Linked DNA regions of Mus musculus: region 1 is linked to region 2. A link is a loop called in an ENCODE intact Hi-C map of the cell type or tissue named here. Cell type or tissue: left cerebral cortex. All regions are shown on one strand. Each heading gives the region's core, and the rest is flanking DNA. Links, peaks and the distances in the headings are about the cores only.

Region 1 (4,633 bases), core at 861-3,360, 85 kb after region 2:
GGAGCCACCCTACTCCCTTGGGGCTCCTGGGATGAGGAATATTCCACATGCTCAGTGCTCTCTCTTTACGTTGAGATTGGAGCATAGAGTAGCTGGCACTATTCCAAGGACAGGAAAGAGTGTTCGGAAATCAGGGATGTAGTTTAGCAAGGCCTGGGTATGCTGAACAGATATGTCAAAGTTCACATGCCTCCCAACCCCCGTTCCTCAGGAGGAGACTTCCTCTATACCTGCTCCTCCCTTAGCACTTAGCAGATCTAGGGACTCCTTTCTCCTAACCCTTAATGTCATCTTTCTCTTCTTATCCTAAACCCTACATTCGTCTCTCAGAACGTCACATTCTTTCTCCTTCACCAACTCCACCATCTGGCTGGTGGTCTCCAACTGGTTTCTCTCTTACAGAATGGACTGCAGGGTTGAGAGGAGTCCCTGGCTGGGTGTCCTGGCGACCTAGGGGACTACAGCGAGAGAGCTGGAAGAGTGAGGGTTCACTGTCCACGGGCTGGTGAGATCTGAAGTCAGCACACAGGGGTCTGGAGCTGTGAGCTGGGCACTTAGAAAAGTGCTCAGTGCTGGCTCAATGGGCTGGGGAGTCCTAGAGGAGCAGGTAGCAGGTATGGTCCCTAGAGTGACGTTCTCCAGAGAGAGGGAAAGGAAGAAAACAATGGACCCCAAAGCTTTACAGGGGGCAGCGAGGGGAAAGAACTTTGGAGGGAGCACAGTGGTAAGCAGAGAGAAGAATAGAATTGGCTTTGCAGGCTCTGAAATGCACACAGACCTGGGAGACCTTGATAAAGCTGCAGGCTGTGGCTCCTAGCTCCGGGACCACGCCCGAGGGTCCGTCTCATCTGCACTTGAGCATTTCACATGGTCCGTTTTTGATAGTCAGCTGCTTGTTTATCCACTAGCCAACTAGTTTATGAGCTTGTGAGGATGCAAGTCCCTGCTACACTCTTCTCTGTATTTAGGGCCATTGCACAAGAGCTCTGTACTGGCTGGTTTTGTGTCAACTTGACATAGGCTAGAGCCATCAGAGAGGAAGGAGCCTCAGCTGAGGAAATGCCTCCAGGAGATCCAACTGTAAGGCATTTTCTCAATTAGTGATCAATGGCAGAAGGCCCAGCCCGTGGTGGGTGGTGTCATACCAGGTGGTCCTGGGTTCTATAAATAAGCAGGCTGAGGAAGCCATGTGAAGCAAGTCAGTAAGCAGTGTCTTCCCCCATGATCTCTGCATCAGCCCTTGCCTCCTGGTTCCAGCTCTGTTGGAGTTCCTGTCCTGACTTCCTTCGGTGGTGAACATCAACATGGAAGTGTAAGTCAAACAAACCTTTTCTCCCCAACTTGCGTCTTTGGTAACCATGTTTTGTCACAGTAACAGAAACCCTAACTAAGACAAGCACCCAGCTTACAGTGGCTTCTGACCTGGTGTGGCATGAAATTGACTCCCTGGCAGGAGTCTGAAGTGATGGCTTTTCTGTTTCAGGTCAAGATACTGTAGGAAGGTTCAAATACTCTCTTCCCTTTGAAGTTTCGGTAGCTTTAGTACTTGAAAGGAACTAAGAGTAATCAGAGGACTAGAAAACCAACCCTGTGATATATCTGTGCTGGTTAGTTTTGTTAACTCTACATAACTCAAGGAAGAGGGAAGCTCAACTGAGGAATTGCCCCCATCAGATGGGCAAGTCTGTGGGGGCATTTTCTTGACTAGTGATTGATGTGGGAGGGCCCAGCCTACTGTGGATGGTATCAACCCATGGCAGGTGATTCTGGGATGTATAGGGAAGCAGACCGAGAAAGCTATGGAGAGCGAACTAGAAAGTTCCTGCCTTGACTTCCCTCACTGACTGGGAAATGTCAGCCAAATGAACTCTTTCCTCCTCCCCAAAGTTGCTTTTGCTCAGTGTTTTACAATAGTAACAGAATTGGTCTAGGACAGTTAGTTCCTAAGCCCAGCTGCCAAACACACACAGTATGTATGGGATGCCAGGGATTAAGGCAGTTGAAGTTACAGTGATCTGAGGGGATCCTGCAGTTGAGGCTTTCGGGAGAAGGTGGGCGAGTTACAAGATGCTGAAGAGAGGGGTGGCCTGGTGGGCAAAAACAGTCTTATTCTGCAAGGAAAGCCCTCAACAGCAGCCTTCAGGAGAATCCTGTCTTCTCGTCTTCACTCAGGTGAAAATGAAGGCAGGAAAACCCGCCTACTAATGCCCGCATGCCTCTGAGGCTGTGAACCACTTGGGGGCGCTGTTGCTGAGACCTAGCCATTGGTGTGTCCACCAGATGCATCTTGATCAGCAGCCTCTTGCCTTTCAGTCTTGATTTTTTTTTTCTGGGTGTCTTGACTAGCCATCTTCTTTCTTAGACAGTTTCTTCCTCCAGCTTCCACAACCCCAGAGTCTCCTTGGCCACCTGTGTCTTCTGTGTCTCCTGGGTCCTTCTCTCCCACTTCCCATCCCTAGGGTATTGATGGTCCCTTTACCCCATCACAGGCATCAGTGGGCTGGCCGCAGCACACTGTATAGCCTCATAGTTTTATGAAACTGGCCATTGTTGAGTGTGTGCTTGCTACGCACACACACACACACACACACACACACACACATATACACTTAAGAAAAATCATAGGTTCCTGCTATACATATAGACTATGGCCTGTTTTACAGAGTTTAGCACCCACACTCCTCTAGCATCCAAGGCAAACATTTAGAACCACGCTGGCCCTTCCGCCTCCTCTTTCAACTATCTCTACTCACTCAGCACTTCTCACCTGGATAGCCCTAACTGGTCTTCCTGTTTCCAGAGGTGTCTCTTTGGAGATAACCCCTTGCATCATTATATATTTCCTTTCTGTATTCTTTATGTGTGTGGATGTTTTGCCAGCATGTTTGCCCACCATGTGCATGCAATGCCTGTGGAGACCAGAAGAGGGTCAGAACTGGTGTCAGACATGGTTGTCAGCTACTACGTGGGTGCAGGGGATTTAACCTGGATCCCCTAGAAGAGCAGACAGTGCTCTTAACTCCTGAGCCATCAGTGAGCATCTATTCAGTCATGAGAATCCCTTGTCTCTTCCTTTTGAGGCTGAAATGACAGGAGAGATGCCATGTCCTCCTGGCACAAATGTGGGTTCTGGGGATTCAAACTCCTAGTTGCACAGCAAGAACTTTATCTGCTGATCCCCCCAACCCCAGCTTGTGCCATCACACGTTTCTTTGTTGTTGTTATAAAATTCTTATAGATATCTTGAAGAGGGGGTGGAAAGATTGTAAGGGCCAGAGGTAGGGGGAGTACCCGAATGAAACGCATCTCCTGTGCTCACGAACTCACACCTGCGGTTGTTTGTTTATGACCTGCACAAGATCCAGCCAGCCAACATTCCAGCATGGAGGAGGGAGGGGTTTACAGGACACCACCCTTAACTGAGTTGTTATTGACAGTTGATGGCTTCTCAGGGAGGGCAAATCAGTTTTCTCTAAGGATGTGACCTCTCCGGTAAACCAACTGCAGTAGATGGCCTTGCACAATGAATATAAACTCAGCGTAAAGTGGACCTGGTGGGTTATTACCAAAATAAAAGTGGGGGATGAAGTTAGGGGTGGGGAGGTGGGGAGCATGGATCTGAAGGAGTTGAGGGGAGAATAGAAGGTGAATATGATAAAACACACCATATGGTATTCTCAAAGAAGCAATAAAATAGTATATTAAAAACACCTGTCCTGATGAACGTTATATTCTTGTGTGTGTGGTGGGTGGATATAAAGATATTTTTAAATAGTAGATGTTCTGAAGAAAAGAATTGGATATGGAAAGGAGACTTGGGTAGTATGAAATGAATGAAGAAAGGTGCTAAAATTTAAAAGTAGACTATACTTATTTACTGTTTGTACTGTGCCTGTGTACACGTGTGCTTTAGCGTGTGCGTGCATGCCAGAGGAAAAAGTTCGTGGGAATTTTTCCCTCCTCCTACCATGTGGGTTTGATTATCAGACTCCGGTCATCAGGCTCAGTGGCAATCTACCTTCACCCACTGAGCCGTCTTGCTGGCAGTTTTGGGAAGGATGGCCAGGGCCAGCCTCATCAAGACATAGCATTTCAGAAAGGCTTTAAAGAGTGAAAAGGGAGATTTGTAGTTCTGGAGAAAGGAGCATTCAGGGGATGCACAGTGCAAAGGCTCTGGGGCAGGAGGGGAATGGGGAGCAGTTTGAGAGAGTGGGCAGTGGGGTGCAGGGAGGAGGGGGGGACTGATGCTTCAAAGCCAGTCTCTGCTGGCCCACCTTGGCTGTGAGTGCAAAGGGAAACGGCCCTTTCTGCCATGTTGAGCAGAGGAACTGTGTACTCTGGACTACATTTCCAAAGGACCGATTAGACAGACAGAGGCTCCAACTCCTGTGACTGTGGCCTCAGGCAGACCTTTTCTATGTTACTCCTGTCTACAACCTGAGACTTGTGCCTGCTGCCATCGGTGGCCTAAAAACTCCATTCTCCCCATGTGTGACCTCTCTGCCACTGTCCCTTCCACAGGAAGGCCACTCCTCTTTGGTCTAGCTCACCTCTATTCAGCCTTCAGCAATCAGCTCAAATTCCATCTCTCATCGTAGCCTTGGAAACGTCTGTGCCTCTCTCTCCATGACTA
Region 2 (4,633 bases), core at 1,447-3,946:
CACTACCAAGAACACTAGATAAATCTCTAGCCTTTCATGATACAAAGGCTTGTTCAGACTTCAAAATCCTTGGGTAATCTGCATTACACATTCTCCAAAATAAATAAATAGATAAACAGAAATAGATAAACCGACCAAAAATTACAAACTGCGGTTGAACTTGGGGGTCTAGCCTCTGGGTGTAGCTTTCTGTGCTGCTCACACATTCTTGGAATTGTTATCAGTTTCTCAAGGAATTCTTTTCTAATTGAGCCTCTAGGCTTAATTGGCTTCTCCAGTGGAATGTAGTGGTGCGAAAAGTCAGTGCATTGGGAAACTGACCGTCAGCTTGACTTTCTAGACAGAAGTGGCTAGCTCTAGGGTGGAGAGGGTGCTTAGCAGAACTGGAACTGTGTCTATCACCCCCCTGGAAGCACGTCTGTGGTGGTTGTCAGAGGGCTGACAGGTGGGGGCGGGGCGGGCAGGGGGCAGCCAGCTCGCTATGCCATATAAAGCACTGAGCTATATATAACTCCCTGCGTACTTTCTGGATCTAGTGCTTCAGACTGCAGACCCAAGCAAGTATCACCTTCCCTGGGCAGGTCTTAAGGCTTGTCTAGTGAGAAAAAGAGCCTCAAAGTGTCACAGTAGCCCTCAAATTTAGCGTCTGAAGTAAAAGGATGAGTCCATTTAAAGGCCAGGCTCTGTGGACTTACTCAGACTAGGTCCATCAGCGAAAACCACCGGGGGCTGGGGGCGCGGCAAACACTAGGTATTCTGTTTTGCACAGACCTTGGTGATGACATACACCTCAGAGGTTTTATACCAGCAGGAGGCGAAGTTCACCTCCAGCTTCACCCTTTTCAGCTCCCAGCTTCGTACCCACCCACCTCCAACCAAAGGGGAGGAGGTAAAGAAGAGGAAAAAGAGAAAAAGGGAAAGGACGGAATAAAAATGAAACGTGAGCAGCAGTAGAGGCGGCATCCAGTGCTCTGGGCCACGGCCAGGCTGTGTGCAGGTGTCCCTGCAGGAGGAGGTTCGCCCTCTTCCTTTGCTCTGCAGCCCCTGTGGTGGCCCCCCGCCCCCCAGAGTGGCCACACGGACAGGAGGTGAGGGAGGCAGTGTGAGCGTGCACTTACATCTGTGGCCTTTTTCTCCGCCAGCTCCAGTTTCTCCTGGGCATCTTTGAGAGCCTCGGAGTATTTGTCCAGTTCATCTTCAGTGCCCTTGAGTTTCTTTTGCAGTGACACCAGCTCATCTTCCAGCTGGGAGTTGGCAGTGGAGTACGGGGAGGGGGGAAGGGGGAGGGGGTGGGGTGCGGCAGGCAGCGTGATCCCGCAAGGTGCGGGTTGAGGGTGCATAGACCATAAAGGACAGGGACAGCGGGAGAGAGAGAGAGAGGGAAAGACAGGGAGGGAGAGAGAAAGAGAAAGAGTTAGCCATTCGTGTGCAGTGCCTCGCCGCGCGCCCGGGGTACCTTGGCGGCGGTCTCGTCGGCAGCCAGGAGGCTGTCCTCCGCCTTGTGCAGCTCCTCTAGCACCCGGTCCCGCTCGTCCTCCGACGCCCGCAGCAGCTTCTCTTTCGCTGCGATGTCCTCCTCGAGCTGGGGTAGCGGCGAGCGGGCGCGGGCGGCCGGCATGGACCGGGTGGGAGACACATAACAAATGGGTGCCAGGTTGGCTGGAGCCCTGGGGCTAAGGGATCGCTGCTTTGGGGCTCAAGGGACCCTAAGATATCTCTCCCAGAGATCTCACTCAGTGACTCATCTCGCACACCACCCCCCAACCCGGGACCACACGCTCCGGCCGGCCGAGGACAGCAAGCTCAGGTTCTCAATTTGAGGGACTGCCGAAACATGTCCTTGTTTGGCTAGCTTTCCGTGTGTCTCCCATTCTGTCCCATCTTTGTTCTTAGGAAATAATTCAGTGACTCCCTCCTCTTCCCTTCAAAGTCTTCATCCCGTGTTGAGGGATCTTTCTCCCCAACCAAAAAGTCCAAAGAACTTCGGACACCTTAGGACTTGAGCCTTGCTCCGCTCCCCCACCCTTCCCTCCAGGCAACCCGGGAACTTGTATCCTTTCTCTCTTCCTCTTTCAAAACTGATTCCCAACCCTAAGAGTCAAGAGCCTCTCTAGGGAAGAAGCTCAGTGGACCTCGCAGACCGTGGGAGTCAGAGAAGGGCCACGAGCGTCCTCGGACGAGACAGAAAAGTTAGAATCAGTCTAACTCTCGCGCTTCTCCTTTTCTTTTTTAAACGTGCGCCCCTGGACACCCTGGCTGGGGATGGGATGAGGAAAGGGAGCCAGTTCGGGTCCCGGGGCTGAGCGACCCACGCTAAGCTGGGGCATTGGAGGTTGGGGATAAATGCAGACCTGCTTGCTCCGGTCTTCCGCCGCCTTCTTATCAGCCTCCGCTTGCTCAGCTCGATCCAAGGCGTTCTCTTTGTCGAGCTTCAGCATCTGCATCTTCTTCTTGATGGCGTCCATGGTGGCGGTGGCGAGGGGCCCTTAGGCAGCGGAGCGAGAGGAGACGCGAGCGCGGTGGGGTAGCAGAGCCGGAGTGCGAGCGCGGAGCTGCCTGCTGCTCCCTGATATGTACTTTCCCAGGGGGGCGACCGCATTCCTTAGGACAGCCAATACTTTTTTGGAAAAGCTTGTTCCTCCTTCCCCCTTTCCCAGTCTCCTGCCTCCGCCCCGTGCCCCCTCCTCGCTCCTCCCGCGGGGGCCCGCACGCCCATTCGCTGCCGCCTGCCGGCCTCCCAGTTGACGGTGGATATGACTATATATGGGGACCCGAGCCTCCGAGGCCGCGGCCGGGCGAGGCCGTCCTATTTCTAAACCTGCACGCCTGGGAAAGAGCGCCGGGACCTCGCTGGAGAGGAGCCCGGCACTGGGCGAGAGTCTCTAGCCACCTCTCAGAGCCATCGTCTGGCGGTCAAGGTCCCCAGAAGAGCCTGCCCGGAACCACCCGGAATAGGGCAGGTGGTGTGTGCGCACCGGCTCACTCTGCCTCCAGGTCCTGGGGTGCTGCTCATTGTAAGGTCCGGGGGCTGCCAGTCACGGCCACTGCCCCTCCCCTCTGGGCCTGGGAGCTCTCGGTACCCAGCTGGGTCCTTGTGGCAGCACTCAGCCCACTCACCAGTTGTCGTCCTGGGCTCTCACGGTCTGGACATTTCAACCAGAGCAGAGAAATAGAGGTGGAGGAAGGTTTGAGGGCCATTCCTGAGACCCTGTCTCTCTGCCCCTGATAGTGGACATAGTGACACACAGGCAGTCTCGAGTCTTTTCACCAAACTGGGGGTGGGTAGTAAAATACTTTAGGGACTTAAGGCCCAAAAGTGCCTGCGCTGTGCTTTGGAAAGGGCAGAGGGAGTGTGTCAGTGTGTAGCGGTCTAGGCGTTTTTCTTCCCTGTGGGAGTCAGTGGTGTGAGTGTGAGTGTGTGTGTGTGTGTGTGTGTGTGTCTGGTCTTTAGTCATCGGCAGCTGTGATTTGTAACAGCTTCAATGCTGTAGCTTCCCTCCATTTATTCATTTGCATGTTTTACTAGAGTCGGTTACTTATTTGGGGGGCGGGGTCATGGAGGTGCATTCGTGCTTTGGTGGACTGTAGAGGTCAGAGAGCAACTCTTTAAGAATCCAACACAGGGGGCTGGTGAGATGGCTCAGTGGGTAAGAGCACCCGACTGCTCTTCCAAAGGTCCGAAGTTCAAATCCCAGCAACCACATGGTGGCTCACAACCACCCGTAATGAGATCTGATGCCCTCTTCTGGAGTGTCTGAAGACAGCTACAGTGTACTTGCATATAATAAATAAATAAATCTAAAAAAAAAAAAAAAAAAAAAAAAAAAAAAAAAAAAAAAAAAAAAAAAAAGAATCCAACACAGGTCTTTGTGCTTGATAGCAAGCTCCTTTACCTGCTGAGCCATCTTGTTAGTCCAGTTTCCTTGCTTGGATCCTTACAGGGAGTTGTCTCTCTCTGTAAGGCATTTGGATGCTGGTGCTGAAAACATGGTACAAATTAGCTAAGGAAATGGTTCTATCTGTAGCCTGATCTCTGCAGAGGGAAAGGGGCCAGCCAGCTCAGCACTGAAGACAAGAGGATTGTCCCTCCGTATCGCTTTAAGTTTACCTCAAGCCAGTCCCCAAGGAGGAGAGATGCCTGATCTTTTCCAGTTCAGTGAGGCTTCAGGAGGGGAGAACCTTCCTGATGGCCAGCTGAGACAGGGTTGTGAGGGTCTTGTGACCAGTCCCTACAGAATAATTTACAGCCTGTACTACATGGATATCAAATATTCCCCAGACAGTGTCTGAGTAGATTAGGCAGGCCAAATGACTTGCTAAGCCCTTCAAGAAGAGAATGATCATATTCCTCTTTAGGATTTTATCAGGTTTCTGGCTGCCCAGGAGGGAAAACGCACCCTCTGGTAGTGACCAGAACATTGGAACAGATGAACAGGGACTCTGTGGCACAGAACATTCACCAGAGCCCTTCCTTGCCACGTGCCAAGTGGCTCAGGGCGCTGACACCCTTCCAGGCCATGGGCAGTATTCAGATATGTGGGCTATAGGAAGCTGACACTCCAGCTTGGAGTTTAACAGAGGAGAAGAATAGGGAATCTGGAATTTAGAAGCTGAGATCCAAAATGGACTTGGA

What was found. A loop is a pair of places that touch in the nucleus more often than their neighbours do. Peaks named below come from ENCODE experiments on the same cell type or tissue, not always from the same donor. Only the 100,000 strongest peaks of a DNase experiment are listed, where the experiment ranks them.
Region 1: a loop joins it to region 2, with 2.7 times the contacts of the local background. A loop is called at or near these places in 8 of 42 quality-filtered maps.

The regions. Positions count from the first base shown.
Region 1 is chr9:67,132,369-67,137,001 of GRCm38, forward strand. It overlaps Gm19299 (predicted gene, 19299), which reads left to right and starts at 1,193. Exons shown (of 3, transcript NR_045748.1): 1 at 1,193-1,312. In left cerebral cortex, for the core only: a CTCF peak has its summit at 2,238 (motif pointing right); a DNase peak (open chromatin) is centred at 1,109.
Region 2 is chr9:67,046,668-67,051,300 of GRCm38, forward strand. It overlaps Tpm1 (tropomyosin 1, alpha), which reads right to left and starts at 2,546. Exons shown (of 10, transcript NM_001164248.1): 1 at 2,352-2,546; 2 at 1,119-1,244. The coding sequence starts at 2,465. In left cerebral cortex, for the core only: CTCF peaks have their summits at 2,741 (motif pointing left) and 3,753 (motif pointing left); DNase peaks (open chromatin) are centred at 1,625, 2,605, 3,140 and 3,371; H3K4me3 peaks cover 1,778 bases; H3K27ac peaks cover 1,584 bases.